Regions from separate parts of the Mus musculus genome. Here region 2 is linked to region 1. Evidence: chromatin loops called from intact Hi-C (ENCODE). Cell type or tissue: heart. All regions are shown on one strand. Each heading gives the region's core, and the rest is flanking DNA. Links, peaks and the distances in the headings are about the cores only.

Region 1 (16,618 bases), core at 3,809-11,808:
AAATGTGTATGGGTATTTCACCTGTTTCTATGTCTATGTACCACTGGATCTCCCAGAAATGGAGTCACAGATAGCTGTGAGCCACCATGTAGATACTAAGAATTGATCCCTGGTCCTTTGGAAGAGCAGCTAGTGCTTTTTTTTTTTTTTTTTTGGTTTTTCGAGACAGGGTTTCTCTGTGTAGCCCTGGCTGTCCTGGAACTCACTCTGTAGACCAGGCTGGCCTTGAACTCAGAAATCCGACTGCCTCTGCCTCCTGAGCAGCTAGTGCTCTTAACCACTGAGCCACCTCTATAGCTCCCATAAATATAGAAAATGAACTTTGCTCTGATATCAACTGTGTCTTGCTGAATAAACCTACCCTTGACTCCTGGCATTGGTGGATATGTTCCTCTTCCTACAAAATAAGAAAACTTAATATGAAGGGGTTTTGTTATTGTTGTTGTTTCACTTTTGAGGGAAACAGAGATCAATCAGGATGTGCAACTATGTAACCATAATTTTAAAGTTGTATTAGTAATTCTGTATTTTATGGGGTTAGAGGTCAGAACTGTTGAGAAATACCAACTCATGTATCTAAATTATGAATTTGCTTTCAAGCTACTTATATAGTTCAATCTCTATTTAAAGTACAATTAAAAATAAAGATACCTTTTTGTACACTTGTTTATTTTCAAATGTGAGATGTATTATCATGTGCACATATACGGATGTGTTAGGTATGTACAAAAATTTATATCCTACATGAACAGAATATTTATGTTGAGGTGACTGTGATTCTAAAAACAACTGCTTAATTTTGAGTAGCCCAATATTATAATTTGTATATGCTCAGCCTAGGGAGTGGCACTGTTAGAAGGTGTGGACCTGTTGGAGTAGGTGTGTCACTGTGAGTGTGGGCTTTAAGATCCTCACCCTAGCTGCCTGGAAGCCAGTATTCTGCAAGCAGCCTTCAGGTGAAGATGCAGAACTCTCAGCTCCTCCTGCACCATGCCTGCCTGGATGCTGCCATGCTCCTGCCTTGATGATAATGGACTGAACCTCTGAACCTGTAAGCCAGTTCTAATTAAATGTTGTCCTTATAAGAGTTGCCTTGGGGCTGGAGAGATGGCTCAGTGGTTAAGAGAACCGACTGCTCTTCCGAAGGTCCTGAGTTCAAATCCCAGCAACCACATGGTGGCTCACATCCACCTGTAATGAGATCTGATGCCCTCTTCTGGTGCATCTGAAGACAGCTACGGTGTACTTAGATATAATAATAATAAATAAATCTTTAAAAAAAAGAGTTGCCTTGGTCATGGTGTCTGTTCACAGCAGTAAAACCCTAACTAAGACAGAAGTTGGTACCAGGAATGGGGTATTGCTATGATAGGCCTGACCAGGCTTTTGTTTGGAAGAATGTGAATTTGGGGATTTTGGATTCGGAAAGCACTGCAATGCTTTAAATGGGGCTTAAATGGGCCATCCTAGTAGGAATATGGAAGACTTTGTTGCTGTGAGTGATTTGAACTGTGCAGACCTGGCCCAAGAGGTTTCAGAGGAGAAGAATTTCAGAACGTGATGTACAGACTATTTTTGTGGTATACAGGTGAAGAATGTGCTTTTTGTCCTTATCTGAAGAATCTACCTGAGGCTAAGGTAAAATTACACTGACAAAGAAAATTTCAAAAAAGCCCAGCAGAGACTTTGTCATGAAGAGTATTTTGAACAAGCATAGCACACTTAGAAAAGAAAAATATATAATATATAGTATTAAGGATCTGAATCCTGTCTGTGTTCGAGGATATTAAATTGAATTAAGGGAGTGGTAATCTGGGCAAGATCCCGCTCAGCTAAATTTAGGTCCAGGCATGGTAGTACACGCCTTTAATCCCAGGAGGAAAAGACAAGCAAATCTCTGAGTTCAAGGCCAGCCTAGAACAGAGAAAGTTCTAGGTGAAGAAAAAGTTAAATCTAGGCTTGGTAGACCACACCTTTAATCCCAGTGCTTAGGAGACATGCACATAAATCTCTGAGTTTAGAGTCAGCTACAGAGCAAGTTCCAGGTCAGCCAAACTTAGGCAGTGAAGGAGTTGGAAACAGAAAGCTGGTGATAATGTAATACAACACAGGGCCATGTTCCAGCTCCAGCAAGCAGCAGAACTTGGCAGCTTTGGCCATGTGGCTCTGGCTTTAGAGTCCAAAATAGAAGGGACTACTGGGACAATTGATGCTGGTTAGCTGGAGCTAAGAAATTAGTGTTGATTAAGAAGAGACCAACATCACTAAGGTGAAATCTTGTGGGAAGTGTTTTCTGAGAGCACAAAGAAGCTGTGTTCCAGAGATAGCCAAGTTTGTACCTCATGCAACAGCTGTACTTGTTAATATGTAAGAGTCACCCAGGTGGTACTGGTTTTGAAGGCATGAAGGGGTCATGAAGAGAAGTTGAGGCTTGGCACCGTAGAGGCCATGGACAGCCATTGGTGAAGGTGCAGCTTCGGTTTTAGTTGATGGCCCAGGACTGAAGGGGTCATGCAAAGGAGTTGAGGCTTTTGGCACCATGAAGAGAGCCTATGAGAGGCTATTGGTAAAGCCTAGTAGGAGTGTAACACTCCAGTGTATTGGAGATGCCAGTACCATGGGATGATCACCAAGAACAGCAGTGGCAGTGGAGTGGATCAACCTGAGCTTAGAGTGCTACAGAGGGCAGAGCTGGAAAAGTGATACCATCCCTTTGGAGGAGCCCAGAAGATCATGTGAAACAAACAGCTCTAACATTGAAGTTGCCTTGGAGGCCCTAAGATGTTCAAGGTGCCAGAGCCTATCTGCTGAGGAAAGCTGCTAACGGGGAGTGGAACCAGCCCAGGAGAAAGAAGTTTGTTGTAGTCAACAAAGATGAAAAAGGAGTTGGAGATCTGAAGACTGCCTTGAAATCACACATGGAGATGCAGAATTTGAAGTTTGCCCATCTGGTTTCCTGTCTTGCTTTGGGGATTACAGTTAAGTGATTGGATGAATGTCAGAAGAGACTTTGGACTTTTAATATTGTTGAGACTGCTATAGTTTTGGGGACTTTGGAAGTTGGACTAAATGTATTTTGCATTATGCAATTTTTAGGTATGGCCCCCATGGACTCATACATTTGAACAATCCTATGGGGGCCAGGGAGTGGAATGTGAAGATTTGTATATGCTCAGCCCAGGGAGTGGCACTATTAGAAGGTGTGGACCTGTTGGAGTAGGTGTGTCACTGTGGGTGTAGTATAAGACCCTCATCTTAGCTGCCTGGAAGCCAGTGTTCTGCTAGCAGCCTTCAGATGAAGATGTACTGCACCATGCCTGCCTGGATGCTGCCATGTTCCTGCCTTGCTGATAATGGACTGAACCTCTGAACCTGTAAGCCAGCTCTAATTAAATGTTGTCCTTATAAGAGTTGCCTTGGTCATGGTGTCTGTTCACAACAGTAAAACCCTACTAAGACAGCCTAAGTCAAGATGGAAAATACATCACCAGTGCCCTGCCAGTCCAGCTGGGTGGCTGAGTCCTTGTGAGGAGCAAAGCATGGGTAGACAGGTTTTCTAGGAAACATCTAGATCTGACTTTGAGACTTCTACCTGGGGTTGTAGCAGCCAACCTAGAAAGTCTGTGAGATGCCACTAAGATTCCTAACTAAACCATGGAGACCAGCATCCTAGTGGTTTAGTGTAGTGTTTCTCCAAGTACACTCCTGGCACCCTAGGACCCTCTACACTTGCTTTTACCTATGGACTCTTAAGCCCCATTCTCGAGTCTCTAGAGCAGGCGTCTCTGGTGTATACATAATTGTTATGCATACTTAGATACGAAAGCCAGGAGCTTCAGACTGGCTTCTGCCCAATCCACTTCCTGTCTCTATCAAATGCCTATGGCTCCTAAACAGCTGTTTCTGATTCAGTGGTACAGATTCTGGGTTTATAAAATTATAAAATATTAGATTCATGCATCCACTACTGCCTCCAGGACCACATTATGGGAGGTCTCTAAAGGAAGTAAGGCAAAGCTATTCTGCTGGCCAGAACACCTGCTGGAGACAGGACATCCCAGACTCAGAATTTTGGAGAGGGCTTCGGAGAATGCTTGGGCTTGATTTTGCCTCCTATCAACTCTGGACCTCCATTAAAGTGATCTTTAACTCAACACCAAATCCTTCATTCAGGAAAACCATGAATGGTTTAAGGAAAATCTGTCTGTGAACTTGGTCTTGGTATCGTTCATCAGTATAGCACTTCATACTTTAAAAAATATGCTCTCAAACTATCTTACTTGGCTGGATATTCATAACCCTGTGAGGTAGATATGATCTATACTTTCTAAAAGTTTTATCACAAATGCATTATTTGGGATGAAGGGATGGGTTCACACATGCCAGGGCACATGTGGAGATCAGAGGACAACTTGCAAGATTCAGTTCTCCTTCCACATGTACGTTCTGGGGGGGGGGGGGTCAAATGGCATTTTCTCAAGCAGGGTGGCAAGTGCCTTCATCTGTGAGCCATCACTAGCCCCAATTTTACTGGTTTTTGACGGAATGTGTATAATGAATTCAGGCTTTGAGGAAGTCAGAGACAATCTTTGAGGAGTTGGCTCTCTCCTGTCCTTGGTGGGACACAAAGTCAGGTCTTCTGGTTAGCACCTCTGTCTTATTTTTTATATAAACTTGTTATGCGCATTTCTGCCATGCGTGTTTGGTGCCACATGCACGTCTAATGCTGGAGGAGACCTAAAAGGCATGTCAGATTCCCTGGAACTGAAGTTATAGAAAGTTGGGAGCTTCCATGTGGGTGCTAGGAATTGAACCTGGGTCCTCTGGACCAGTGCTCTTCAACACTGAGCCATCTCCCTAGCCCCCTAAGTATCTTATCTGCATAGATAAGAAAACTGCAAGCACAGAGATGCCATTCAAATCCTCTAAAAGCAGGAGCTGTTTGACAGCAGAGCCTGGGCTAGAAAGGAGCCCAATCAGATGCCCAATCAGATGCCCCTTGCAGGAAAACATACTCTCTTCTCTCTTGACTCTCAATAAAGACACTAAAAACTGGCTTCATGAGGCTTTTCTGGCCACAGGTGGGGCGTGTAGAGTGGATTTGAAGGAGGTAGATGGCTTTGCTCAGGATACAGTTTTACAGACTTATCGTTTGCAGCTGAAGCTCCAACCATATCCCCACCTTAAACACAGATGCACTCAAACATGCTTGTGTTACATACACACGCACAAACATGTATGTGCTACACACACATGCACAAACACGTATGTGCTACACACAGCTCCTTCTCCCCTAAACTCTGCATGATTCTTCCTTGGAGTCTCTTCTTCATCTGACCTGTGTCTTCCCATGTTAGGGAGTGCTGGAATATTGTTATTGATTAGAGGTATGTCCAGCAAATAGCCACAAATATATTTATTGTTTGCTTCTCAGATACAATATTTGTTATTTCTGTGTTTTTCTCCTGGTAATTGTTACAATTCTCAAAAATTTCACATGAGCTAGGGCAAAAAACTCACATATTTTATGAACATGTAAAATAAAAAGCATTCTTTATAGCTGAGTACACTACTTGAAAGATTTTGGTGTATGCCTCTGCCTATCCCCGGTGAACAGGCATTTTTAATTCCCTTCTACTTCCCTCTTAATGAACTTTCAAGATTATCTAAGATGGATTTGTCTCAGAAATTTTGCCCGATAGAATTTTTACAGTTTGGAGATAAGAAACCAGAGTCAAAAAAAAAAAAAAAAATCTCAATCCTGAAGACTGTCAGCGGCTTCACTAGACCACAATACTGGGTGTTCGTTCCCTCTGCTGGTTTAACTCCTAGAACTCAGGTGGGCAGTAAACTCCAGGCTTGCCATGATCCACTCCCTTCTTTCCACCTTTCATCAGGCTAAAGAAAAAGCATTCCCAGTTGTGCTATGCCCAAGTGTCCTTTCTTTAAAGCTTCCATACCTTGCTTTTCACCCTGCCCCCAATAGCTTCTACACACTTTTTAAAATCTAATTGAGATATTCGGTGTACTTAGAGGGCATTCTGTAGCCTCATCAACCCAAGAGGGTTTGAGCTATCCATCCTGTAGGCCCCCAGAACGGCGTAATTCTGTGTGCTAAGTCTTGTGGGACATTCTGCACTGTTGACTTCTGAAGCTCTGGCAAACAGCACAGAGGGCCTGGTACGCAAACACTGTGTTTGCTGGAAATTAAATGTGTCTGTAACCGTCAATCTAACCCACTCTCTTGATGATGAGTGGCACGAAAGGGTGGTGGGATAGCTGAGTGCTATCTTGTCAATATGCTTAGTCACTTGTTTCTGTCACATTGAAAACTTGTGTGTCTGCCCATGAACCTGCCTCTTCATGGTTAGTATTGGAACATACATTTAAATATCCCAAGGCTTGAAGACACCAACGTCAGATACCAAAATGCTTCAACATTCACTGAAGCTAAAGGCGTGTTTGAATCAAGGCAGCCTTTCCTAAGAAAGCAAGGGAAAATGAATTCGCTTTGCAACAAACTTCGAAGTCTACACTGGGACAGGGCAACCTGCGTCCTCCCTAGATACTGGGAGTGGCTGGCACACCGGTGCTCGCTCCGGTCTTGTACATTTAAGCCAGGAAGTGCACCGGGCAGGCCTGCAGCCCGTAGGAAGGTACAATTCGTTCACTCCTTGATTCATGCTCTTTGTGTGCGTCTGGGTCCCAGCTCGCCCTCTCTGCCTTCGTGTTCTCGGCGTGGTAGCCACCCTGCCCACTCGCCTTCGAAGGCCACCAGGGCCACAGCCTGTAACCACGCGTGTGCTGGCTCCGCCTCTGCCCGCCCCCTCCCCGCCGAGGGAACCGGGGCTGGCCCTGAGATCTAGGCCCGGGGCGCCGAGGCGGGCGACGGCTGGGTTTTACTTTACCCTCCTTACTTCCAAATAGGTCTGTTTTTCGCTTTGGGACCTCTGTTGGGGGAAGAAGGTCCGCGGCGCCCCGCGGGAGGCGGCAGCGGCGGCGGCGGGGCCGTGCGGGGCGGGAGCGCGCTCGACCTTGAGCGGCGCGCGGCCGCCGCTGCTGCTTCGCGTGCTGTAGAGGCGCGGGGCCACGCCCTCGGCGGGCGGCGTGCGCGGGAACTCCTTGAGCGAGCGGCTCAGAGGCTTGGCCTTGCCGTGCGCCTGCGCCTGCGCGGCCTCCAGCTTGTAGGCGCCGCTGCTGCTCGCCGGCGACGTGGCGCTCTTGGGCAGCGGCTGCAGCGCGTGCTCCGGCCTCTCGGCCTCCATGGCGAAGCTGACGGGCCGCAGGAAGCAGATGTCCAGGCTGGACTCGGAGGAGGCAGGCGAGCAGTTGTCGAAGAGCGCCGGCGCCTGGAAGGGCTCCTCGTCGTAGGGCGCGGGCAGCGCGAAGATCTCGCCGCCGTACTCGAACTCCTCGTAGCCGGCGGGCACGAAGCCGCGCGCGTCGGGCAGGAGCTCGGGCGGACCGCGCAGCGAGCGCTCCACGTTGCCTAGCGGCTCGGCGGAAGACGGCTCGAAGTCCATCTCCGGGATGGCCTGCAGAGGCCCGGCGAGCGCCTTCACGTCCTGCTCGGCCGCGCAGAACTGAGCCGGCGCCAGCAGGCTCTCGGGCCGCTCGTGCTTCCTGCCCTCCAGCTCCCAGTCTCCAGGCTTCCCGGGCTGCATGCTCTCCATGAGGCTCTGCTGCTGCTGGCCTTTCTTTGCCGGGGCCATCAGATGTCTTTAAAGGGGAAACGGCACAAGAGAGACTATCAAATAGTGCTGAGCACTCGTCGACCAATCGGCCAAAGGCCAGCTTCTCTCCTCATCTCCCAGGCACCTTCGTGGGTCACCTAAAAAGCTCCACAAACTGACTAGAGGGCTTTCTCAAGTGACTGGAGAGATAGCTCAGCGGTTAAGAGCACTGACTGCTCTTCTAGAGGTCCTGAGTTCAAATCCCAGCAGCCACATGGTGGCTCACAACCATCCGTAATGAGATCCGATGCCCTCTTTCCAGTGTACTTATAGATCGATAGATACATACATACATACATACTACAAAAAAAAAAAAAAGCAGCAGCCAGGAAAGTCTCAGCTTCCAAGCTCAGTCACTGAGACATCACATGGCGGGCAGACAAAGGCTGTCACTATTGCTGGGGCCTGGTGGAAGCTCTGAACCTTCCTGCCACCACCTCTGCCTCCCAAGGCATGTCTTTTCAATTTATCTCCCTGTCTTACTGTGACAGAGTCATATAGAATACCAGAAAATGAACTTAATATAACTCCTAGATCTTCACACGTAAACAATTGTGTTCCTGAATAAACTGTTGAACTCTGGATGCTGATATAGTGGATAAACTCATGTGTAAAATTTATATTTCTATAACAAAGGTTTTTAAAGTTTTGTAGCTGTAAAGCAGTTTGACTGTCATCTCAAACGACCCACAAAACAATGTGTTGTAAAACCTATTTGAATTTGCCCAGTTTTGCAGTTTTGTTGTCTGGGAGCACATAATTTTTACACAGTTTAAAAAGTGAAGAATACCCATCACTTAGGATTTTTGTTTTTGCTTACCTACTAGATATCAATGAGCTACTGCACACTGACCAAAGTGGTTATTCTTATTTATATTTTAATTCCGTCAGGATTATATATGGATGCACATGTGAATACTAACAATATTTTAAGGCATTGCAAGACATCTTCGAGTGGGACTTAGGGCTTTAAGTTTACAGATGTGAAGAAAGTAAAGTGACTTTACATCAGTGCTCTTTACTCTGGAAGAGTGTAGAAACAGCCAAAGTTTGGCCCGGGTGTGATGCACATCTTTCCCCCTCGACCTGTTGTACTTGAAGGAGAATAAACACTTCACACTAATTAAAGAGTTGAAGTAATACTCAAAGTGAATTTCTACTTTCCACCTCTTAATACTTTTTTTTTTAAATTGAGACAAGGACTCTATTATGTAGCTCTGGCTGCCTTGGGACTCACTCTGTAGTCCAGGCTGGCCTTGAACTCAGAGATCTGCCTACCTCTGCCTCCCAAGTGTGGAGATTAAAGGGATGCACCACTGCCCAGAAGCCACCTGTTAGCACTTTCTAAATCTGCCTCGTCTTTCTCTGGGATCCGTCAAACGTCTTGATGATCAACTGCTTGGCTGTTAATATGGAAACAATGGGGCAAGGGAGAAGGTGGAGGTCTGCAGAGCACATTTCTAATCCAGGACCGCTTGCTCACCTATACAAATCATCTACAAGGCCAATACTGTTAATGTTTCCATAGCAACAGATACTCACGAGACAGCAGGGGCGGAACTGGAAGAGGAAGGATAGGGTTGGAGCATTTCTTCTGAGTGGACCCCACTGTCGTGGACAGCCTCCTGGCCTGCATTGGGGGAAGCATCTTGGCCAGCATTGGCACACTGGGAAGCCAGCCCTTTGTACAGCTTTGCCATAGATGACCTAAGAGAATCGAAATAGTCTCAGGTTGTACAGTGCAAGACTGGCTCTGTGAATACAGAGATTATGCAAGAAAAATAGATTTGTCTCTCAGATCAAGCTTTCTGTGAAGGGCTCGCTGTCCCCAGCCCTCTATAAGCCAGATTGCTTACATAATAGCTGGCAGTTGGCTGAAAAGAGATTGAGGATCCAGGGTGGGCCTGGGAGACACCGTCAGGAGAGCACTGGGTTAGGAGATAGCTGTCTTTCTAGTTGGAAACCTCTAGAGAAATGACAATATTCTCCAGATAGGCTGGGATGTTTAAGGAAACCTAGGTCATTAGGAAGCTGTGCTGTAGGTTGCTTCTATTCCCCAAGGTCCAGATGGCGCCTACTCTCTTTTTCTATATTCTGTGAAATCTACTCAGGCGTATCCACCCCAACACTTTTATCTTTGCCACTCATTAACATCTAACTTACTCTCCACTGTGCAGCCCTAAAGCTAAGTCCCATGTGACAGGTTTATGGCTATGTCATTGTATATTCACTGGGTAGAACAGTACCTAACAGTCAACAGGTGTTCAATAAATGTTTGTTACATTAATGCAGGAAACTATATTCAGACCATTACATTGCAATCTTGGACCTAGGAAGTGAAGGAAACAACTTAAGAGGGGACAATGGAGTCCAAGTGCTTTTCTTGTAAAGTTATTTCCACTGGGCCATAGGTGTGTCCCTCCTGTGGCTAGCCTTGCCTTCCCATCCCCACCCTTTCCTTCCAACTCCCTTCACTCCACTCCAGCACTCAACACAAGTGATGGCCTGTGCCCTCTTCTCAGGCACCTCTGTCAGGTATGGCACCGTCACAACCTTACTTTTTGAGTTTTTTCCGTTTCTGAATAAGCAAATCTTCATTGCATTGAAACAGCAGGGTATAATGAGAGATAAACACTCGGAGGCGCTGAACACACACAAGTAGGAGGTAATAGTCTGGGTGCTCCTGCTCTGTGAACTTCAGAACATTCTGGATGGAAGGAAGAAGGAAGCAGGGTTACACGACTAGACTGTAGTTGCTTTACCTCTTCTGAACCCCGCTTTAAGCTACTGTGAGTTCTGTAGCCCTTCCATCTAAACAACACATGCTCCACTATCTAGCCAATCAGCTGGAAGCTCAGCCATCACATCAAAAGAAGTCATTCGGTCCTAGTTTACTTGCATGTGACGGAATGTAATTCCATCTTGAAAAGTTAGACCCAATAATTAGATGTATGAGATAACAGACATATTCTAACAATTATTATCTATCTATAAGCAACATTGTCTGAGATAACAGATATATTCTAACAATTATTATCTATCTATAAGCAACACTTACAGGAGTCAGACCAGTGGTAAGAATGACAGGCATGAGTAAGCCTGTGGGATGGGTGGGGTAGATGGTGGCCTCTCCTACCATATCAGCTGATGCTATGGTTTAGATGTTGTCTATCTCCCAAAGGTTATGGAAGCTTAATCTACAGTGCAATGATTTTTTAAAGATACGGGACCTTTAAGAGGTGGGATCTAGTGAAACGTGATTGGGGGCTGACCATCCTCATGAAGGAATTAATACTGGTTTAATAGAGTGGGCTCTGATGAGGAAAAAAAATAGTCACAGGAAAGTAAGCCTGGGCACCGCCCCGTTACTTCTTTTTCATATGGTGTGACCAGTCACTATTATCTTTGCTATTACCGCATTTACCATGAGGAGGGTCACCAGAAACCAATGCTAGCACCATGCTTTGGGGCCTTCAAAACTGTGATCCAAAATAAACCTCTTCCCTTAAAAAAACAACCCAGCCTCAGGCATGTCATTATAGTAGTACACAAGGGAATAAACGATCTTACAGGCTACAGTGGAATATTAATTTGATTTTGATTGTGAAAACTGTATTATTTATCTGTTGACCCCTTGCCATTAACAGGAGCTAAGCTCTTTTATATTCATTATCTTATTTAGTTTTTATCACAACCCAGATGGGTATAGAAGTGACCTCTATATAATAAGGAAGGACACTGAGACATGGAGCTCAGTGATCTCCTTTAGGTCTAGTAAATGACAGAAGAATTGAATGTGAACGAGATAGTAGCAGGCCTGGTGTCTGCAAAGCCTGGCCTTCAGACCAGGGTTTTTGCCTACTAGGTGTGCTGTTGTGAACACAGTACTGAGACCTCTTTGGTCTTCTGTGTCCTTATGACAAGGAGCAACCATAACACCTGTGAAACTGCTGAAAGGACCCATAAGATAGCTGCTGTGAGAAAATATTTTGGGAGCTGAAGCTCTATCCAGGGGGAGAGCTCCACACTGACTCTGGCCTGTTCTAGCTGACGTTCATCACAGCCTTTCTAAGACTCGTCACCGAGCTACTTAAGCTCAGTCAACCCTTAAACCTGCACAGCTGGGTAGCAGGAGGAAGAGACACCTCCAGAAAGAAGGCGTTAGACTCTCACTTCCACGTCTTCTAACAGGTCTACACGTTCCATAGAAAGTTACATTGAGAATTTGTTCATCTGCTCCTCGTGGCTCTACTGAGACATAAAGTATGAGCACTGTATGAGGGAACCCTGGACCCAAGCCAAGCTGAAGCCATCAGGATAGTAGTTGAGTGGGCACGTAAACAGAAATTAAGCGGCCAGAGGTGACATTCAGATGGTGGTAGAACTGAAGAGCAGGAGAGTGAATTAGGTACTTAGATGCTATCAAGAGTGTTTATAAAAGATTCTAGACCCCCAAAAGTGGAGATTGCTGGTAAGTTGGATGGAAGATGGAACGTCAAAGACAAGTACCATAAAACAAAAATTTCAAGAATAGACTTTTTAGCTGGTTCTCCATAGTGTGGTGGGCGTGCTGTAACCATGACAACCTAAGTCATGTGAATACTTCTTAGAAATTATCAATGAGTCCTTGCACTTTTACAATATATATTATTGGGAGCCAAAAAAACTAGTTCAGTGTGTAGACTGTTGGCTTGTCCAATCAGGCTCACCTGCAGATGTATCAGATATTCGGGGATACGCTGTACTATGTGGAAAAACAGAGTGTAGATATCCGACTTAATCTCTTCATCACCCTGCATAAGAGAAACAAGCAGTCACTCTTCAAAGTCCCGTCAGCTCTGCAGATAGAACATCAGAGATTCCGCCCGCCAGAGAGCAAATGCCCACCAGACAGGTTCACGAGGTTTGGATCTCTCACTGGAGAGGCCACATGCTCAGGGACACACTCAAAGGGACAACAGTTTCCCAGTAGAGAACATTATATACATGCATACGTACATACATACATACATACATAATTGATCCAAGTTTCAAAACTCTCCCTTCTTCCCCAACCCTTCTACATGGAATGCTAGACAGAAGTAGGCAACCAGCAAGCTGTACTTGAATTAAATTAATGCATTAAGGTTTTCTAGCAAGTCATCTACTAATTGGCTCTGAGAGTGAACGAGAGCCCTTCCAGGGTGGGGACATCTGACCTTTATTTTCTTGCTGGCTTAAATTTACGCCATGCACATGTAGACGTGCATATCAACCACCTAACACTCTGTTGAAGTGGCCATGCTGAAATGGGACAGGATAGAGGCACTTTGCAGTCTTCTAGCTCGACAAAGGATGATTTGGATTCTGAGCCTGAAAACAACACATACAGCACCTAAGCTGCATGCTGGAGAACTCTGGGACTCCTGTTGGCTTTGTCTGTAGTTTAGTGTAGTGGATCATTAAAGCACTGCAGACCACAGCAATGGCACGGATCCCTGAATGAACTCCTTCAGCCTAGCAGAGGGCATCAGGAACATACTCAAGGCTCCTCAGCCTGGAAGACAAGCCCACAGGGCGCATGCTGTCCTGGTGGATGGATCAGCAACATGACATAGATGGTGTATAAGCCAAGGTCAGCATATGCATAGAGTTAACTTACCTCCTTCAGTACCACAACATGAACCAATGAGATGCATTCGGGTAAATCCCTCAGGTAGGCGACATAATAATCCAAGAAATTATTCTTTAAAACAAACAAAAATGCATGGTGAGAACCTGGAAACGGGAATGACGACATTTTTTTACAGTGCCATGAACATAAAAATGGAGAAGAATTCAGAGAATAATTTGACAGTTTATTAACTATGCTCTTTATTTGCTTTTAGATGATTTATTCATCTTTTTTTTAAATAAAGACTTATTTTTATTTTATGTGTGTTGAGTGTCTAAATGCACACATGTGGCCCATGTAAGTGTCTGGTGTCCTCAAAGGTCAAAAGGTATCAGATATCCTGTAACTGGAGTTACGCATGGTGTGAGCCACCATGCTGGTTATCAGCAAACTCCAATCTCTGCAAGAGCAAGTGCTCCTAGTCGTTGTACCATCTCTCCAGACCCTTATTCATCTTTTAAAGAGTTTTTTCCTTTGTTGTTTCTTCCAAATTTAGATGTACATGATAAGTCACATATATAATCTTAGCACTTGAGAGGAAGATCAAGAGAACCAGGAGTTCAAGGTAATCTTCAAGTAATCGCAAGTTCAAGGACAGCCAGTGATCCATGAGACTATATCTATAAAAATAGTGGGGACTGGAGAGCTGGCTCAGCAGTTAAGAGCACTGACGCTCTTCCAGAGGTCCTGAGTTCAATTCCCAGCAACCACATGGTGGGAGATCTGACACCCTCTTCTGGTGTGTCTGAAGACAGCTACAGTGTACTCACATAAAATAAATTAATTAATTAAAAAATAGTTTTGGTTTTAAGATGAGGGATCTGATGCCCTCTTCTGGAGTGTCTGAAGACAGCTACAGTGTACTTACATATAACAAACAAACAAACAAACAAATAAATAAATAAATATTTTTTTAAAAAGTACTGAGAGTCATGCAAGTTAAAGTATTTCTAAATTGTTAAATGATAAAAATACATTTATTATTATTATTATTATTATTATTATTATTATTATTATTATTGTTTTTTGAGACAGAGTTTCTCTGTGTATCCTTGGCTGTTATGGAACTTACTCTGGAACCAGGCTGTTGATAAAGATGCAGGCAAAAATTGAATAGCTCTAATTGCCTCACACAATGTTTAAAAATAAGAACCTTTACACAAAATTCTAAATGGCACTTATTCCAGCCTGTCTTCCCTAAATAATAACTGGAAATATCTGAGTAGCTATCTTTTGCATCTAAACAAACATAGCCTGCTTCAGCCAGTTCCAGTCAGTCCAAACTGTTTCACACTCAACTCCGTGTATCATATGTGCCACTGTCTGGTCCCGGGAACATTTGGGTTTTCAACTTCTGGTCTGCTTATGTTCTCAGTGTAACACTAAAGAGAGTTCAAAATTCAGCACTCTTTTTCTAAGGAATTGAAACAAAAAGAATGCAAGACAAATAGCCACCTACCATATCTTTCAAAAATCTATAAGGAGAGAAAGTTATATATGAATATATATATTTTATTCATGCTTATTTTATATGTAGATAGGGTTATATACATGCTTGATAGTGTGTATATACACATATATATACATGTGTATATGTATATATACATGTATATATAAATACATATACACATATACATGCATAATCAATGGAGGCCACAACAGTACACTACAAAGTTGTGAATCAGAAGGTAGAAGACATAACAGGGTTCCAGTCATAGATCACCAACTATGCAGCAAGCTGGATGATGTCAGCAAAGCCTTTCAGTGTCTATGAACCTACCCTATCAACTGCAGCATGGAGAGGTTACACTAGGTATCAGGGCCTCTTCTAACTCTGAAACTTGCTGACTCTTGATTTTCCATTAGGAGAAGCAAGTGAGTGAGACACAATCCATTCAAAGTCTGCAGAAGGGAGCCCCTTACCTCATCATTTGTCAACTTCAGGAATAAGTCTCCAAGGACTCCTTGGCGTGGCCACTTCAGGACCCTCTCCTGCAGCGCGTGAAGCAAGTCCAAGTGCTGCTGGACGAGGTAGCGCAAGGAGCCAGGGAAGAGGCTTGAAACAGAACACAGGAAGAATCATAGGAGCCAGGAGAAGAGAAGAAATGGTCCCACAGCAATAAACACAGCAGGCCCCACTTTCTAACAACCAAAACACTCTCACAAGTCTGTATTTAGGATTTTAAATTTCCTTTCAGCAAAGCAGACATCCCCAGACAACAGATAAGACCCCCTTACTGATGACCCCTTATGCCCTTTATGTGATTGGCCAAAAATAAAGAACAGATTCATTTAGGTCACACCCAGTAGACATTCTAAAGGAAATCTTGTTCAGTATTTTAGATTTCAAGCTGATTGATAACCAAACAATCTTTTTGGCTACTGGCTAGAATAGCGTTGCTTGGGTTAATGGTAAAGCTCGGTTAACACTGGCAGATAGAATTCAGGGAGTCAGGGCAATGAAGGAGCTCACATCTCTTTTTCTTTTTTTAAAAAAAAGCTTATGTATTTAATGTATGAGTGCTCTGCTTCATATGCATCCACATTCCAGAAGAGGGCATCAGATCTCCTTACAGATGGTTGTGAGCCACCATGTGGGTGCTGGGAATTGAACTCAGGACCTCTGGAAGAGCAGCCAGGGCTTGTAACTGCTGAGCCGCCTCACCAGCCCACACATCCTTTTCTTCCAGCATCAAAATTTCATGCTGGGCATGGATAGTCTGTTGTCTGGACCCCTGACGACCTTAGACTAGGGCTGTTTAGCATTTCTTGGTGTTTCACAGAGCCTCTTTCCTATTTCAGATCTCTTTCCTCTACCTGCTTGTGTGCCTCATTTTTAACCCACAGGAAATGAAGAAGTGAGAAGTCAGAGAAGGCTAGGGTGGAGGGAAGAGAGACAAAGAGAATCATCCAAGGGAAAGAGGAGCCGGAATAGAGAAGGATGAGGAGAACAGGACCCTACAGGAACAAACAAGAAGCAGCAGACAATGGGCTTTGCTGCACAGCAGCAAGGATCTGAGCTCTAATTTGATGGCTCAGGGAAATGCGACACACATCCCTGTGCTTTCAACACATTTAACACAGATATGATGGCCTGCTTATCTTTGAGAGATGAGTTTAATTAAAAATTTCCCAAGGGTATGACGGGCATACACTTGTGGACCATCGATCGAGGTGATCTGGCCACAAGCAGACACCTGCATTAGACAGGGTGTCAGATTAAAAGAAGGGT
Region 2 (16,360 bases), core at 3,054-11,053, 100 kb before region 1:
CGGCGGCGACGGCCAAGCGGCCGGATTCCCCGGCAGCGACCTCGGGCCCTCCCCGTTCCCCACCGACCCCTGCTCCCGCTTCGTCCCGTTCTGGGCCTCTCGCTTGAGTTCCCCGCTGGCGAGCGGGCGCCACCGGCCGGAGCGTCCATCCACGCGCCGTCTCTCGGCGGGCCAGGCCGTGCCGGGGAGCGCAGCCCCGGCGGAGGGCGGCCCGGGGCGGAGCGGGGGGCCTGCCCCGGGGCGGTGGTGCGGGATGCCGCCGCCGCCGCCGCCGGGTTGCGTTGGCTCTCGGCGAGCGGCGCGCGTGTCGGGTGGGTGTCCGGCCGCGGGCCTCGCCCCCCAGACTCCTCGCCAGCGCTAGCCGGGCCGCGCGGCGCCCCGAGGGGGCCGGGCCGTGCACGGGCTGTGGCCCTTCTCCGCGCCGCGAGCCGCCGCCCCTCCGCCCGCCCCGAGGCGCCCCGCGGGCACCATGCAGGCGCAGCAGCTGCCTTACGAGTTTTTCAGCGAGGAGAACGCGCCCAAGTGGCGGGGGCTGCTGGTGCCTGCGCTGAAAAAGGTAGGGGCGCGGAACCCGCTTCCCGGCCGCAGTCCGCGCGGGGCTGGGCGAGGGTGGGGAGGCGGGGCGCCACTGTCGTCTTTCTTCCCGGTCTCGGATCTCGGGGAGGTCTGCTCGGGCTGCGAGGTTCCCCGCGTCCGCTGCTCCAGCTGTTGACACTCGCCCGGGGTGCGTGGGAAGGCCGCACACAGTCGGGGAGGGTTGGTCTGGATCATCCAAGCGCGGAGGCGGGGGTTGGAGGAGCCTCGGTTTTCCGTGGAGGTCAACGAAGGCCATTGCCTACCTTCTCGATCTTCCGAACTGCGGTCAACCTCTCGTTTTAGGAGTCCGGTACTCTCACTGGCTCGAAAGTGCCTTGGCCACAGTGCTTGCCTAAGTAATTGCGAGGTTGCCTGCCAGCAAGAACATGGCCTGCTCGGCTGTGCTCGTCCTCAGTCATAACTCCCCGTTTTCTTGACCCCCTCCCCCATTACAGCGGTGATGCACATGCCACTGTATTCAGATTGGTTCTTTTGAAGTGTCTGAGAATCTTTGAACGTCATTTGGTTTGGTGTTTTGCATCTTTTTATTTGGAAATGTTGCTACATTTTAAAAGCTTCTAAAGCAACTGTCTGTCCTTTGGTTAGGCATTTTGGATTTTTGTTTGCCAGTGGTTAAAGTTATTCGTGAATGTTGCTACATTTTAACAGCTTCTACAGCAACACTTAGTGACATAGTAAATACTGTACTAAGACATCTGAAACAGGTGTGCTTGAATGGATTTTAAAACAACCAGATTGGTTTTTGTTTTCATTTGCCTTACCTGTAGAAATTGTTTTACAATTTAATCTCCCATTTCTTGTTGCTCAGATGATTTTCGTGCTATCTTTGCTAAAATGCAGTTTTGTTACTACTGAGTACCTGGCGTTTACTGTGCCATTATGCAGAGCCTTTCTATTTTACCAGAAAGTCTTGAAAGGTATTTCATACTCCCAGAGGCCAGTACCTTTCAGTTTCTCGTCTGCCCTGTTCTCCCCTTCCCCTCTTGGTATGTTATGTGGAAACTGTTGGCTTTGTTGGAAGACTTTGCTTTTATCTTTCAGACTTAGGTTCCTGCGCTTTATCCTCAAGTGTCTCCCTACTTACAAACCTCTGTATGTTTTCTAAGAAAATCAAAGAGACCACCTTGTTGTGCATCCTTAATGACTCCATGAGACTTCAGTCCATTTCTACATTGGCTTTACCTGCACAATTGCCTGCTTAGCTTGGAGAATTGGAGAAGAATGCCTCATGATGCTAGAAGTTTGGTATTTTGACAGGACAGGATGAAGACAAAAAATTGATTTATATGTACAAAAGCTCTCATAGAACCAGTTTGAGGTATATGGCTTAAAAGCAATAGCTCCTATTCTAAGGAAACCTCCAAAATAACACTCGAGGCTCCTTTAGAATGGTAGACAGAGCATTGTAGAAGTTGGCAGACTACTCTAACTTGCCACTTGGGTGGTCCTTGCTGAAATCTATTTTGTGTGGCTGGCATTGTGGATTTTGTTTTGTTTTTCAATGTATGTAATTAGTCACCAGTTTCTTTTTTTCGAGACAGGGTTTCTCTGCATAGCCCTGGCTGTCCTGGAACTCACTCTGTAGGCCAGGCTGGCCTCGAACTCTGAAATACGCCTGCCTCTGCCTCCCAAGTGCTGGGATTAAAGGCGTGCGCCACCAACCTCCCGGCAGTCACCAGTTTCTTAAAATGAGAACTATCACATAAACTCTGAGGTTTGTTTGTTTTGAATTATAGATGGACTGGCCATACATTTTCACCATCAACTGCTAGAGTTTTGAGTGACTGCTTTCTTTGGAAAGGGTTTTGTCTCCAGTTCATCAGTGTTGCTTGTGTTCTATCGCTTCATGGTTGGTTGGTTTTCCATTTGAAGCAGAGACCTCCCTGTAGAAGTGATATGAAGAGGGAGTTTACAGAGTCTCCCTAATGTGTGAGGTTCTTTCCCTCATTTACATTTCCACCTGCAATGCTCTTAAGACACCCAAGACAAGGTTGGATATATTTCTCATATTCTGAATATGCTCTTTTGTTTTTTTTTTTTTTTCCCGAGACAGGGTTTCTCTGTATAGCTCTGGCTGTCCTGGAACTCACTTTGTACACCAGGCTGGCCTCCAACTCAGAAATCCACCTGCCTCTGCCTCCCGAGTGCTGGGATTAAAGGCGTGCGCCACCACACCCGGCCTGAATATGCTCTTGTAGCTGAAAACTTGAATTATGGTATGTGTGTAGATGTGTCCTTGGACATTTTGTGTCCTTGGACATTCTGTGTGGGTGTCTCCTTATCTTGAGCTCTTCAGACTTTAAACTACTTGCGTAGTGCCCGACTGTGTGTTTTCATACCTGAGGCTTTTTGGATAGCCTGTGCATTTTCTCTGGTCTAATACTATTCAACCCCAGAGATTTTTCTCAACCTAGTGGCCCATCCTAACTCAACAGTGAATTTTAAGTCCTAATTTACTTGTCCATATTCACATTAGCTACCCTATTGGACTTGTTGTACACAGGTGCTAGGCCTTACACCTGTTAGCACTCATTTTGGTTGTTTTGTTTGTTTGTTTGTTTGTTTGTTTTTGTTCTTTTGGTTTTGGTTTTTCGAGACAGGGTTTCTCTTTATAGCCTTGGCTGTCCTGGAGTTCACTTTGTAGACCAGGCTGGCCTCGAACTCATAAATCTGCCTGCCTCTGCCTCCCAAGTGCTGGGATTAAAGGCGATGAACAAGTGTCTTTGTAGGTTACCTTGAGTTTGTCAGACTTTAAAGTAAATTATTTAGAAATCTTGCTACATTTTTTTAAAGCTTCTAAAGCAACATTGTAACTTAGTAAATCTTCACATCTCCCTCCTTTTGGTTTGGCGTTTTGAATTTCTACCCTTTGTATGCTTCATTTAGTTTGCCAGTAGTTAAAGTTATTTGGAAATGTTGCCAATTCTGTAAGGGGATACTCAAAACTGACCCCCACCACCAGTTTTTAACTTCTTGATTAACGGCTTTAAACTTTTATTTAATTGGCTCAAAACTGAAGCCTAGGACTCCTTTCCGTACTGCTGCCTGCCTTCAGGCCAAACCTTCTGCTTATCAACCTCTAACATGCTCTTGGACTCTGCTCTGCTAACTGCTTGGAGTTTCCGAGGTTACTGTGGTAACCTCTCAGTTGAGTTCCTTACCCCCAACCCACCTGCCTTTACATATTTCAGAAGTTATAAAGTACTTTCGAACATGTTATACATTTGTTCAAAATTGTTGATGTCCTTTAAGTTAAAGTTAGGGTTTGTTTGTTTGTTTTTTTAAGATTTTTATTTATTTTATGTATATGACAAGTACACTGTAGCTGATCTAGGAAACACCAGAAGAGGGCATCGGATCCCATTACAGATGGTTGTGAGCCACCATGTGGTTGCTGGGAATTGAACTCAGGACCTTTGGAAGAGCAGTTAGTGCTCTTACCCGCTGAGCCATCTCAGCAGCCCTAAAGTTAAGTTTTTTAAGCATGGAATTTATAAGACGGCTTTACCTTGGCCTTCCTGTTTGATTTCCTACCTAGATCTTTCTGGAGAGCACTGCTCCTTTTCCTGAATGTATTTATTAGGCCCCACAGTGTCTTTCCTACTGCATCTATCACATCCCACAAATACTTGATTCTTGTTTCAGAACAGGTATGGCCTTTGGCACTAAGGATAAATGACATATATTAAGAAGACTAAGTCGAGGGAAGGTGGTAGTGGATATGTCTGGAGAGAGGACTTGTTTTTAAGCCAGGGATTTTGTTTTTGTTTTTTTTGTTTTTTTTTTTTTTATTAGATATTTTCTTTATATTCATTTCAAATGCTATCCCGAAAGTTCCCTATACCCTCCCTCTGCCCTGCTCCCCTACCCACCCACTCCCGCTTCTTGGCCCTGGCTTTCCCCTGTACTGGGGCATATAAAGTTTGCAATACCAAGGGGCCTCTCTTCCCAGTGATGGCTGAATAGGCCATCTTCTGCTACATATGCAGCTAGAGACACGAGCTCCAGGGGTACTGGTTAGTTCATATTGTTGTTCCTCCTATAGGGTTGCAGACCCCTTCAGCTCCTTGGGTGCTTTCTCTAGCTTCTCCATTGGGGAGGGCTCTTTGTTTTTAGACAGTCTCATTCTACAGCTCAGACTAATCTTGAACTTGTAGCTTAGCTGTCCTGGCTCATCTACCCTAGTGCTAGGGTTATAAGTATGGGCTAGCTAGCACACCTGGCCAGTGAGGTGTTTTAAGTAGGGAGTAACACCTGGCTTGAGGTTTAGAAGCCTCACTTTGGCCAACGAAGAGGAAGAATAAGGCCTAAGGTAAGGGAGAGAAGCAAGAAGGCTGTCTAAGAGGAAATACACATTTGGATTAAGATGGATGCTGTGTGAGTGGTGTTGAAAAGGCAGACCCGTTGGGACCTAGCATTTCACTATGTGACTGTAGGAATGTTAAGGAAGTCAAGTTTGCTTGCAGCTAGTCACTGAACTTTGGGATGGAGAGACAGGTAACATAATGAAATGATTTGGAACATGTTGATCTTTTTTTTTTTTTTTTGGTTTTTCGATACAGGGTTTCTCTGTGTAGCCCTGGCTGTCCTGGAACTCACTTTGTAGACCAGGCTGGCCTCGAACTCAGAAGTCCACCTGCCTCTGCCTCCCAAGTGCTAGGATTAAAGGTGTGCGCCATCATGCCCGGCGGAACATGTTGATCTTAAAGGCCTTTTGGATCGTCTAGGCCTTGTTCTCCAGTTGGCAGCCCAGCTTTGATACCCAATGCAGCAGATTTTGAAGTATGAAGTAGAGTAGATGAAGTGTATCTATAGAAAAACTTATGTATGAGTCAGGTTTGATGGTACAGGCAGTAGTAGATTAGAGCACACACCTAGTGTGTATAAGATCCTGGGTTTAGTTCCCATTATTGACAAAAGAACCATATGTATGAATACCGTGGCAGGTCTATTCAGCTCCACACAGCAATCGAAATGTATACTATCCGTAATCGACAAGGAAATGAGTGAATGAACTGTGGTGCAGCCGTATAGTGGAATACATGGGAATGTAGGTTACTGATGCCCATGCAGTGTGGCCAACCCGCTAAATAACCAACAAACCAAACTAAAACCAGCATGTTCTATAGGCTTCACTCTCATAAACCTGTAGGAAATGCAAACTGATACAGATGATTGGTTATTATAAAAACAGACGTCTAGATGGTTATGCTGACACAGGCCTGCAATCACACAGATGAGAAGGAAGCGCAAGAAGACCAGGAGCGAAGGTCTTTCTTAGCTACACAGCGAAAGAACAGCAAACCAAAAGGAGACGTCTATGTCTACTTATCTTGAGTATGCTATAGTGCTAGGTGGTGTCAAATCATACAACTTAGATATATGCGGCTTAGTGTTGACTAGTTGTTCTCAGTGAAGACCAATGTAGCCATCAGCTTAGAATCTGCTACTGTCTCACTGTGTTTGCTTTATCACACCTATCCACTTTCCCTCCCGTTAATCTGTTGTTGTGTTTTGAGACAGTCTCTCCCAGTGTAGCCTGAAAACACTGTGAAGCCCAGGCTGGTCTCAGACTTGTGGCAATGGTCCTGTCTCTGCCCCTCCCCCTCCAGTGATGAGCTAACAGGTATGAGCTGCTCTGTCCAGCTTATCTAATTTTTTTTTTTAAAGACAGGGTATCTATCCATTCATTCACCCATCCACCCACCTGTAACTCTAAGCCAGCTCTGGCTGTCCTTTGCCCACCTCTGCCTTCCAAGTGCTGGGACTTAGGGGTCCACTACCACACCTGGCACTTATGTGATATCCTGATGAATTTTGTAGTTGCAGGTATAAGCACACTTTATTCCTAAATCCTTCACCCCACATCAGTAACTAGAAATCAATAGCTTTTTAAAAACAGTTCCTTTTGTTTTAGTAGGAAGTTCCTATGCAGTGGAACATACAGACGTTACTTGGAGTGCTTAATGAATGTTTACTGTCAAAGCCTCTATTAAAGGATGGACCACTCCCATGGCTCTTGAGGTTCCCTTCGTGCCCCTCTTCCCAGAGGTAGCCGCCACTGCTGCAACATTTCAGCACCTCACATCGGTTACTCTTGTCTGTTCTGGAATATCATGTAAATGAATCAAGTAGTGTATATATATTTTTTTATTGTTTTCTTTTTTTCAATTTTTTATTAGATATTTTCTTCATTTACATTTCAAATGCTATCCCGAAAGTCCCCTATACCCTCCCCCCACTCTGCTCCCCACCCACCCACTCCCACTTCTTGGCCCTGGTGTTCCCCTGTATTGGGGCATATAAAGTTTGCAAGACCAAGGGGCCTCTCTTCCCAGTGATGGCCAACTAGGCCATCTTCTGCTGTAGTGTATATTTTTAGTGAGGCATTTGAGAGTATGCTTTAAGAATTCCGTCCTTTTTTTCCCACCATGTGAACTATGTCACAGTTTATCTAGTGGATGGATAGCTGATGCTTTCAATTCGGAGCTATTATTAAAGCTGCCATAAATGTTCTTTAAAAATTGCATCTATGTGTTTGTGCATGTATGCACATGCATGCACAGACGTGGAGGTCAGAAGACAACTTACAGGAATCTGTTCTTTCCTTCTGCCATGTGGATCTCTCAAATCAAACTGGCGTGGTGGCAGGTGAGCCACAGGCTCAAATGGTCTTGTTGAGATGGTGTCTCATGTAACCAGGCTTGCCTTGACCTCCTGGTGCTCCTGTGTTTGTCTCCTGGATGTTGGGTTACAGGTGTGCACACTCAGCCCCCATGGTTCTTACAGGAGTCTGCTTAGAGACAGCTTTTATTGCTTGTACACTAGTACCGAGACATTGCTTGCAGGATAGAGATCTGTTTATGAGAAACTGCTAGACCTTTCCCCAAGATGGCCAAACCATTTAAAAGTCTCTCACAGTGATAGATGGTGGCTCCTTGCCAGTGTGTGATGTTACTAGTCTTTAACTTTAGTGGTTTGAAGTGCTATCTTATTTTAACTGTGTCTTGTATCCCATGGTAGATAATTACATTGATCACTTTTTTATATTCTTTTTTGCACTGTGTGTGTGTGTGTGTGTGTGTGTGTGTGAGTGAGAGAGAGAGAGAGAGAGAGAGAGAATGAATGAGAGGGGGCAGACAGACAGACAGACAGAGAACAGCTTACAGGCATTGATACTCTCCTTTCACTGTATGGGTCTTCAGGATCCATTTGAGGTGATGAGGTTTGGCAGCGGCAGCAGATACATTCTGCCCCCCTAGTCACCTTGTTGGTACCTTCTGCTTTTATGTTCTTATTAGTCATTCTTGTTTATTCCTTTGGACAGTGTCTGCTCAACTCTTCTTTCCCATAAAACATTGAATTATTTTTTTCTTTTTAGTATTGAATTGTAAGATGCCTTACATATTCTGGATAACTGTCCTTTTGATAAGGTATTTTTATGATATTTATCTATCTATCTATCTATTTATTTATTTATTTATTTATTTAAGGCCTCATGTAACTCAGGGTCATAATGGTTCAACTTCCTTGAGTGTCTGCATCTTAAGTGTGTACTACCGTGCTGGGTACACATCATTTCTTCTAGTCTTTGATTTGCAGATTTACTTTCTAGTAGTAGTGTTTTATGACAAGTAAAGTTTTAAATATCCACACATCTATCCATGGTGTCAAGCAGCCCACATTGGGCTCGGCCTTACTGTGTGGCTGAGGCTGACTTTGAACTCCTGATCCTCCTACCTTCATGTCCCCAGTTCTGGGATTATGGGCCTATGTCACCGTGTCTGCTTTGTTTTTGTGAGGTCTAATTCTGTAGCCCAACTTAGCTTGAAATTCACTGGCTGACCTTGAGCTCATAATCCTTGTGCTCTACCTTCCAAGGGAGCCACCTAGTCCAGCCAGATAGAAATTCTGAAGGATCACTGGCATCCACATGGCAGCTCACAACTGTTTGTAACTTCAGTGCCATGGGCTCTGGTGCCCTTACAGAACAACAGGCAAAGCAAAAACAAAAAAATTTATCTTTGATTTTACAGTGCTAAGGAAAATTTGCCAGGGTGTAGGGAGTCTTTGAGTGAAAGTTGACTGTCACAGGAATGCTGCATCTCTGAGAAACGGAGTCTGCCTTCGTCTGCTTGCCATGCTCAGTGATCGACTAGGAGGGGCTGGTTACAGGCATGGCCCCTGCACAAACACAGCGGTGGATTTCAGAGTGCAGCAGCTGGGGCCCTTAGTCAGTTATCCTGCCTCCAGCCAGATCTGAGAGGGCCATTGTTGTGGCCAACCAGGCTCTTCTCTGGCTATGAATTGCCTGATTGGGATAAATCATATACAGTTTTCCCCGTGTAAAGTAGGTGATTTGGCCCCTTCAACACTTTAAATGTTACAAAAAAAAAAGGTATCTTAGAGTAAATAAAAATAAAAACTTAATTTTCATTAGAATTTAATAGTATGTAATTTGCTTCCGCTGATCAAATAAACTGTTTCCTAGTGTGAGGCTGGTTTGTGCAGTTAAATATGTAGTTAGCAAAACCACAGATAGGACGGTAACTCTGAAGAAAACAGCTCAGGGATGCCTAGATAATCACTGCCTTAACTAACCAAGTGCAGCCTTGGACCCTGCTTACTGAGGTAGACAGAAACAATGGCCGGTGAAGTTCCTCATGAAATTAATCTTGTTAAATTTCCAGTGGGATTGGAGGTACCCAGGGGAGAAAGTAATAAAAGTGGGAAAATGTTTTCTTCCCAGTTTTTGAGGCATTGTCCTGATGCATAGCTAAGACTAGCCATGAACTCATTCTTCTAGCTTCACTGAAAAGTGATTTAAAATTTTAGAATTATGGACACTTAATTACTATGATGTTATTATTTTGAAACATTATTTTATATAATACTTATTTATGCTTTATGATAGTATGTGTGCTTTGATGTCAGTTTTGGAGAGTGTCACCAAATAGTTTTCAGGGACTTGAACACAGGTTGTCTGTCTTGGCATTGGACCTTTTCTTGTTCAGTCATCTCCCTGGGCCCTCATATGTTATTCTAAGATAGGGATTTTTAAACTGTAAAATGATTTTGAGACTCTCTTTAAAAAGTACACTGTGTGTGTGCATTACACGGGCTTGTGTTTGTGGGTATGCAGTTACGTGTGAGCATACATGCATGCATTCATGATATGTGCTTGAGTGCACGGGTGCATGCAGGCGTTTGCCACACTTTGTAGAGCTCAGAGAAGCAAGCTTGGTGATCTAAGTTCAAGTTCAACTCCTGCACGTTGTCCTCTGACCTTCATGTGCATTCCTGGGTATGTATGCACATACATACACACAACACATACCAGATAATAAAGGGAAAGAAGGAATGTGGGTAAAAATCTATTCTGAAATTTGTTGAATCTTATGTCTTAAAACACAGTCAGTTTAAAATTTCTTTCTTTTTCCTTTTAAAGTGTAGTTAAGGGCTAGAGATGGCTCTGTGGTTAAGAGCATTTGTTGCTCTTGTAGAGGACGCAGATTTGGTTCTCAGTATCCAAATGATAGCTCACAATCACTCAACTCCAGTTGCAGGGATCTGATGCCCCTGTCTGACCTCCACAGACACCAAGCATGCACGTGATGCACAGACATATGCAAGCAGAGCACTCATAGACATGATATAAAATAAATAAGTCTATGAAAATAAATAAACCTATGAAATTAATTTTTTAAAGCTATCAAAAATGTCAGAAGTTTCAATATCTGGAAAAACTTTTTTGTCTTTTGCTTTTTCTGGTCAGAGTATCACTCAGATACAGTTTATATGTGTCCACAGAATTTAAAATGACATTATCAGAGAAGTCAGAGATCTTTCAGTAGAAATTCACACATGGGTTTATAGGAATAATTACACAAAATAAGTGATCCCTCACTACATTTCTTTTAAAGCATTTTTATTTTTTTCCAGACAAGGTCTCTCTGTATTCTTGGTTCTCAGTGTAGTTGATGTGTAGCTTACAGTTATCACTTAAATAGCAAGTTTGCATTCATTATGAAATTTATAACTTGTTTGTTTCTTGGGCAAGCTCTCATATAGCCCACATTGACCTCAAATTGAATAAGTAGTGGAGGATGGCCTTGAACTCTTGATCCTTCTCCACCTTTGTAGTCCTGGGCTACAGGCATCTGCCACCCTGCCCTGTGTTACCATTTTAATGTAGGTATTGTCCCTATTTTATAGAGTAGGGAGTAAGTATGTCTGTCATCTTTCAAATTAAAGAAGTGGACTTAGAATCATATCTTAAATTACTCACATGTGTAAAAGTGCCCTGCATAGAGTCCTCATTTATTTGTACAATAGGGGAAAGTCAGGGCCGTCTTGTATGCGTGTTTAAAAATATGCCTCCTGGTCTTCTAAGATTTAACAAAGTCTTTATTTAGTTAAATTATGGTTTTGGGTTTTGTTTGTTTGTTTGTTTGTTTGGTCTTTTGAGACAGAGTTTCTCTGTATAGCCCTGGCTGTCCTGGAACTCACTTTGTAGACCAGGCTGGCCTTGAACTCAGAAATCCGCCTGCCTCTGCCTCCCAAGTGCTGGGATCAAAGGCGTGAGCCACCACCGCCCGGCATAATGTACTTTTACAAATGTATTACTTCACAATTAAGATTTAATTTGTATTTACTTATTATTGTGTGTGCATTACCGGGGGGGGGGGCGGGGGAGGACCACAGCTTTATGTCTAGGATGACTTAGTAAAGTCACTTTTGTTGTTTCACCGTTACGTGGGTTCTGGGTCCTTACACGTCTGTCCAGTACCTCCCACTGAACTGTTTGCCTGTGGATATGCATGTGCCTCTCAACGTGTGCACACAAAATAAGTCAAATGCAAATGCTTTTCTTGAACTCATGTGTGACTCTAAAAAGTAATAATGTAGCTGGGTGTGGTAATACACACCCACATGCAAAAACAATACTCAGAGCCAGTTGCAGTAGGATTTGGAGCTGAAGGCCAGTCCCAGCTAGGGCGAGACCCGTCTTTAAAGAGAAGCTGATGTGAGAGGTGTGGTCTGAGAGCCGATGTGAGAGGTGTGGTCTGAGAGCTGATGTGAGAGGTGTGGTCTGAGGCTGGAGAGGTGTGGTCTGAGGCTGGAGAGGTGTGGTCTGAGAGCTGATGTGAGAGGTGTGGTCTGAGGCTGGAGAGGTGTGGTCTGAGGCTGGAGAGGTGTGGTCTGAGAGCTGATGTGAGAGGTGTGGTCTGAGGCTTGAGAGGTGTGGTCTGAGGCTGGAGAGGTGTGGTCTGAGGCTGGAGAGGTGTGGTCTGAGGCTGGAGTGAAGCCTTCCTGGTGCTTTGATCATCACTTTTCAGATTAACTTTCTAGACCTAGGGAAAGCTTGCAGCCAGCAGTGTGTGAATGAGAATCATCCTAGCTCTAGGTGGGTGTAGGTGGATCTCTGAGATCAAGGCCAGCCTGGTCTACAAATAGTGAGCCCCTGTCTCAAACAGAAGAGTCAGGGGTAAGATGTTGTTTTCTGTTCTGTTCACCCCCTTTCATGAAAGCCTCAGGAGCAGATTTACAATAAAATAATATATATAGTGCTGAATATTTGCTTACATTTCAAAAATTTAGAATTCCCTGTTACCATCAGAGAGATTTTATAAAGTTATAGAACCTTTATTTAGTGTACATGTGTGTGTGTGTATTATTGAACATACACAGTGTCTATATCTAAAGAGAGTATGATTTCCCACTGTGTTTAACAGATCTTGGCCATTTCAGGAGTTAAGTGTGATTATATGGTAAAGCCCAATCAAAGTGAAAGGATGGATTTTCTTTCAGAATTTGAACTGATTGCTTCCATAAAAGTTAAAGACAGACAATTGGCTAATTAAATTCTAACTAAAAAGCATAGTTTGATTTCACTTAAATGAAACTAAAAGAGAGAAACTGTATTAAACCACTATCCATGCCTTTGTGTGAATTAACTTTACCTACCTTTCTTTCTTTCTTTCTTTCTTTCTTTCTTTCTTTCTTTCTTTTCTTCCTTCCTTCCTTCCTTCCTTCCTTCCTTCCTTCCTTTCTTAAATTTGTTTATTTTATGTATATGAGTACACTGTAGTTGTACAGATGGTTGTGAGCCATCATGTGGTTGCTGGGAATCGAACTCAGGACCTCTGCTTGCTCTGGCCCCACTCCCTCTGGCCCAAAGATTTATTTATTTATTATATGTAAGTACACCGTAGCTGTCTTCAGACACACCAGAAGAGGGCATCAGATCCCATTACAGATGGTTGTGAGCCACCATGTGGTTGCTGGGATTTGAACTCAGGACCTTCGGAAGAGCAGTCGGTGCTCTGAACAGCTGAGCCATCTCTCTAGCCCCATGAGCCTTTTATTTTTTTTCTCCTTATTCTGAAGTTTGTCTTGGTTTCTCATCGCTTAAGATTGAAATTAAAAACAGAATTTGCGTTTTAAAAACTTATGACCAAACTCATTGGAATGACTTCATTAGTGTTAAAGGTTGAGGATTAAGCACATTCCGTGAATTCTAATTGGATTAATATTCTTTCTCAGAAGCACTGTCTTGCTGGGCGGTGGTGGCGCACGCCTTTAATCCCAGCACTCGGGAGGCAGAGGCAGGCAGATTTCTGAGTTCGAGGCCAGCCTGGTCTACAAAGTGAGTTCCAGGACAGCCAGGGCTACACAGAGAAACCCTGTCTTGAAAAACCAAAAAAAAAAAAAAAAAAAAAAAAGAAGCAGCAGCACTGTCTTATATAATAGCTGCATAGAATTTAGTTTATATTTCAGTTAGTCTATCATAGTTTTTCTAAGCATTTATTTATTTTATTATGTTTGGTGTATGGGACAGAGAATAAAACTGAGGGCCATGTGTGTGTGCTAGCTAAACATTACTGTACCTCTAGTCCACCTTGTAGGTTTTTAAATAGTTAATTAACTTTACTGCCAATTAAGTACTCCTATTCATAGACAGTACATTCTAATTTGCTTATTTCTAGGCTGTCAGTGCAAAATGTTTACCTTTTCCTTATGTATAAGTACAAAGGCCAGGTTTGTAGCTGTATCCTTTAAATTATACAACTTTCCTTCAGTGTCATGTGAGTTCCCCAGCTCCACCTGCCGGGTACCCTTGCTTGCTGAGGCATCCTACAGGCCTCTGATTTTGGAAGTTTGTTTATTAAGACAGAATGTAGCCGGGGTTTACCCTGAACATCTGATCCTTCAGCCTCTACCTCCCAAATTTTTGGATTATACACATGTGCTACCACATCAGGCTGGTATTCTGAATTTTTAAAAAAGGTTTTTTGTTTTGGTTTTCTTTTTTATGTATTTTGCCTGCATAGTCAAGAAGATGGCACCAGGTCTCCTGGAAGCAGAGTTCCAGTTCTGGGAACTGAACTTGGATCCTTTTGAAGGGAAATAAGAGCTCCTAACTGAGGAGCCATCTCTTCAGCCCTCCCTTAATTTCTTAAAGGTTTGAAGTCTATCACAAACAGTGACTACAACTTAGGAGTTTGTTTAAAGAATAATGAAATACAAAGTCATTTATTTTTTTGTTTTTGAAACAAGGTCTCATTATATAACTCAGGCTGGCCTTGAACTTTCTATGTAGTCCAGAGTGGCCTGGAACTCTTGAAAATCCTCCTGCCTTAGCTTCCTGAGTGTTGGGATTACACGCATGAGCTATCATTTTCAACTGAAATAACATTTAGAAATTATTATCATCATCATTACTGCTTTACACGTGTGGGTGTCTTGCCTGCACATATGTTCATACACCTTCTACATGTCTGTTGTTCACTGATGTCAGAAGAGGATGCCAGATCACCTTGACTGAGAGTCATCGTCATCGTGTGGGTGCTAGGAATTGAGCTTGGATCCTCTGCAAGAGCAGTATGTGCTTTTAATTGCTGAGCCATTTCTCCAGACTCTTTAAGCTGTCCCTAACTACATTATATAGCACATGCCTCTTGCCTTCATCCACTGAGTGGGGGAATTACAGGAACGAATAACCAGTCTCATGTTTAACAATTTTTAGTTTTTGAATTTGTTTGTTTATATGTTAGCTTCCCAGTTTTGTCTCTTTTAAAGTAGATTATACTTCAGTTGCTTCACTGACCATTTTCTTGTTGTATGTACACAGTGTGTTCTGTGGTTGGTTCCCAGTACTGTTCATTGACTTGACAGTCATTTGATTTTGTATGTTCAAATTTGCTCAGCTGTTATTGCTGTTCTTATTTTCAGAATGATTTCATATAAAACTTTATTTTAAATTTCTTCTTGAATTCTTTGATTTATATGTTAACAATATCATTCTTTATTGTTTTTTATATAAATCTTTTCATGAATTTGATTTCTTTTTTTTTTTCTTTTTTTTTTTTTAAGACAGTGTTTTCTCTATGTAGCCCTGCTATCTTAGAACTGTGTATAGACCAGGCTGGCCTTGAACTCATAGAGATCCACCTCTGCTTCCCAAGTGCTAGTAGGATTAAAGGTATGAATCACTGCCTGACAAACATTTCAAGAAGTTATTTTTAGATACTGTATTAGTTACGTTTCCATTGCTGATGCCATGACCAAAGCTTATGGTTCCAGAGGTTTAGGTCAGTGATGATGGAGTGAAGGCATGGTGGCAGGCAGCTGGAACAGCACCTGAGAGATCACGGTATTGATCCACAAGCAAGAGGCAGAGAGCACACTAGGAGTGGCACAAGTCTTTTGGAACCTCAAAGCCCACCTCTAGTGACAACACCTGTTCTAACAAGGATACACCTCTTAATCCTTGACACACTTCCTCTAACAAGGCTACATTTCCCAGTCCTTCCCAGATAGTTGTAATAATTGGGAATTAAGTATTCAAGCATGGGAGTCTGTGGGGCCGTTCTCATTTAAACTAACACATACAGGTTTTTGTTTGTTTGTCTGTTTGTCATTTGTAGTTCAAAGCTGCTTGTATAGGGTATATAGGTTCCCAGGTTTCTAACTTGTAACTTGCTTATAGCCAGATATGTAATAAGTACCTTGTGGGGAGGTATAATGGTCCGTTTTTATTACTGCTATGTGTACCAGAAGATTGGTAGAACCAGGAAGATAGGAAATGTTCTTTTTTCATTACATCCACGTGTAAGCCAGGCATGGTGGCCTATGCCTGTAATCCTAGCACTCTGGACATTATCAGGGAGGATTATGAGTTCAAGTACAACCTGGGTAAGATACTGTCTCAAACTGAAGATGGGATACAAGAAGAGAAAGGTCAGTATAGGCTCAGTGTGTCTGGGGAGGGACTTGTTCTTGGGCTACCTGCTTTACCTTAACAGTTGCAAGGGGCCTCTTGTATTTTCCATAACAGAACGGGCACAGGATAAAACATGGATGACCCCAGTAACACATAACACCACTTCTGTGTAATGTTACTACCTTGGCCTCTGCTATTGAAACCTAGATGAAGGGAAGGGCCAGTGGATGGCTGTGTCAAAGCTTTACTGGGCTCTTGGTTCAACCTGCTATGAACCCTAAATGGAGGAAAGGGTGGCAGTAGATCTTATCCTGCCCCCCCCCCCCCAAGGTACAGGCTGAACAGAGAGGGAGTTAATGATTGGCACTGGAGAAATAGCCTAGAATGGAGATGAGAGTCTCATCTGAGGTCTGTGGTTGGGAGTTCATGGTGAGATGCTAGAATTGGCTAGTCAGGGTTCAAGGATGGGGACCTGGGAGTGAGGGTACAGGGAGCTATGAGGACTAGCTAGGAGGACCTCAGACGGGAGTGTTGGTT

The links. Peaks named below come from ENCODE experiments on the same cell type or tissue, not always from the same donor. Only the 100,000 strongest peaks of a DNase experiment are listed, where the experiment ranks them.
Region 2: a loop joins it to region 1, with 2.1 times the contacts of the local background. A loop is called at or near these places in 5 of 42 quality-filtered maps.

Annotation. Positions count from the first base shown.
Region 1 is chr17:80,364,093-80,380,710 of GRCm38, reverse strand. It overlaps Arhgef33 (Rho guanine nucleotide exchange factor (GEF) 33), which reads right to left. Exons shown (of 18, transcript NM_001145452.1): 10 at 15,310-15,442; 11 at 13,375-13,458; 12 at 12,443-12,526; 13 at 10,292-10,440; 14 at 9,276-9,440; 15 at 6,918-7,719. Gm10190 (predicted gene 10190) reads left to right here and starts at 7,169. Exons shown (of 1, transcript NR_028385.1): 1 at 7,169-8,854. In heart, for the core only: a CTCF peak has its summit at 7,240; DNase peaks (open chromatin) are centred at 7,120 and 7,670; H3K4me3 peaks cover 1,402 bases; H3K27ac peaks cover 1,377 bases; H3K27me3 peaks cover 234 bases.
Region 2 is chr17:80,464,033-80,480,392 of GRCm38, reverse strand. Sos1 (SOS Ras/Rac guanine nucleotide exchange factor 1) reads left to right here. Exons shown (of 22, transcript NM_009231.2): 1 at 1-556. The coding sequence starts at 470. Among named protein-coding and RNA genes, the nearest start is that of Sos1, 8.2 kb to the left of the region's middle. In heart, for the core only: no CTCF peak of the experiment used is centred there; no DNase peak of the experiment used is centred there.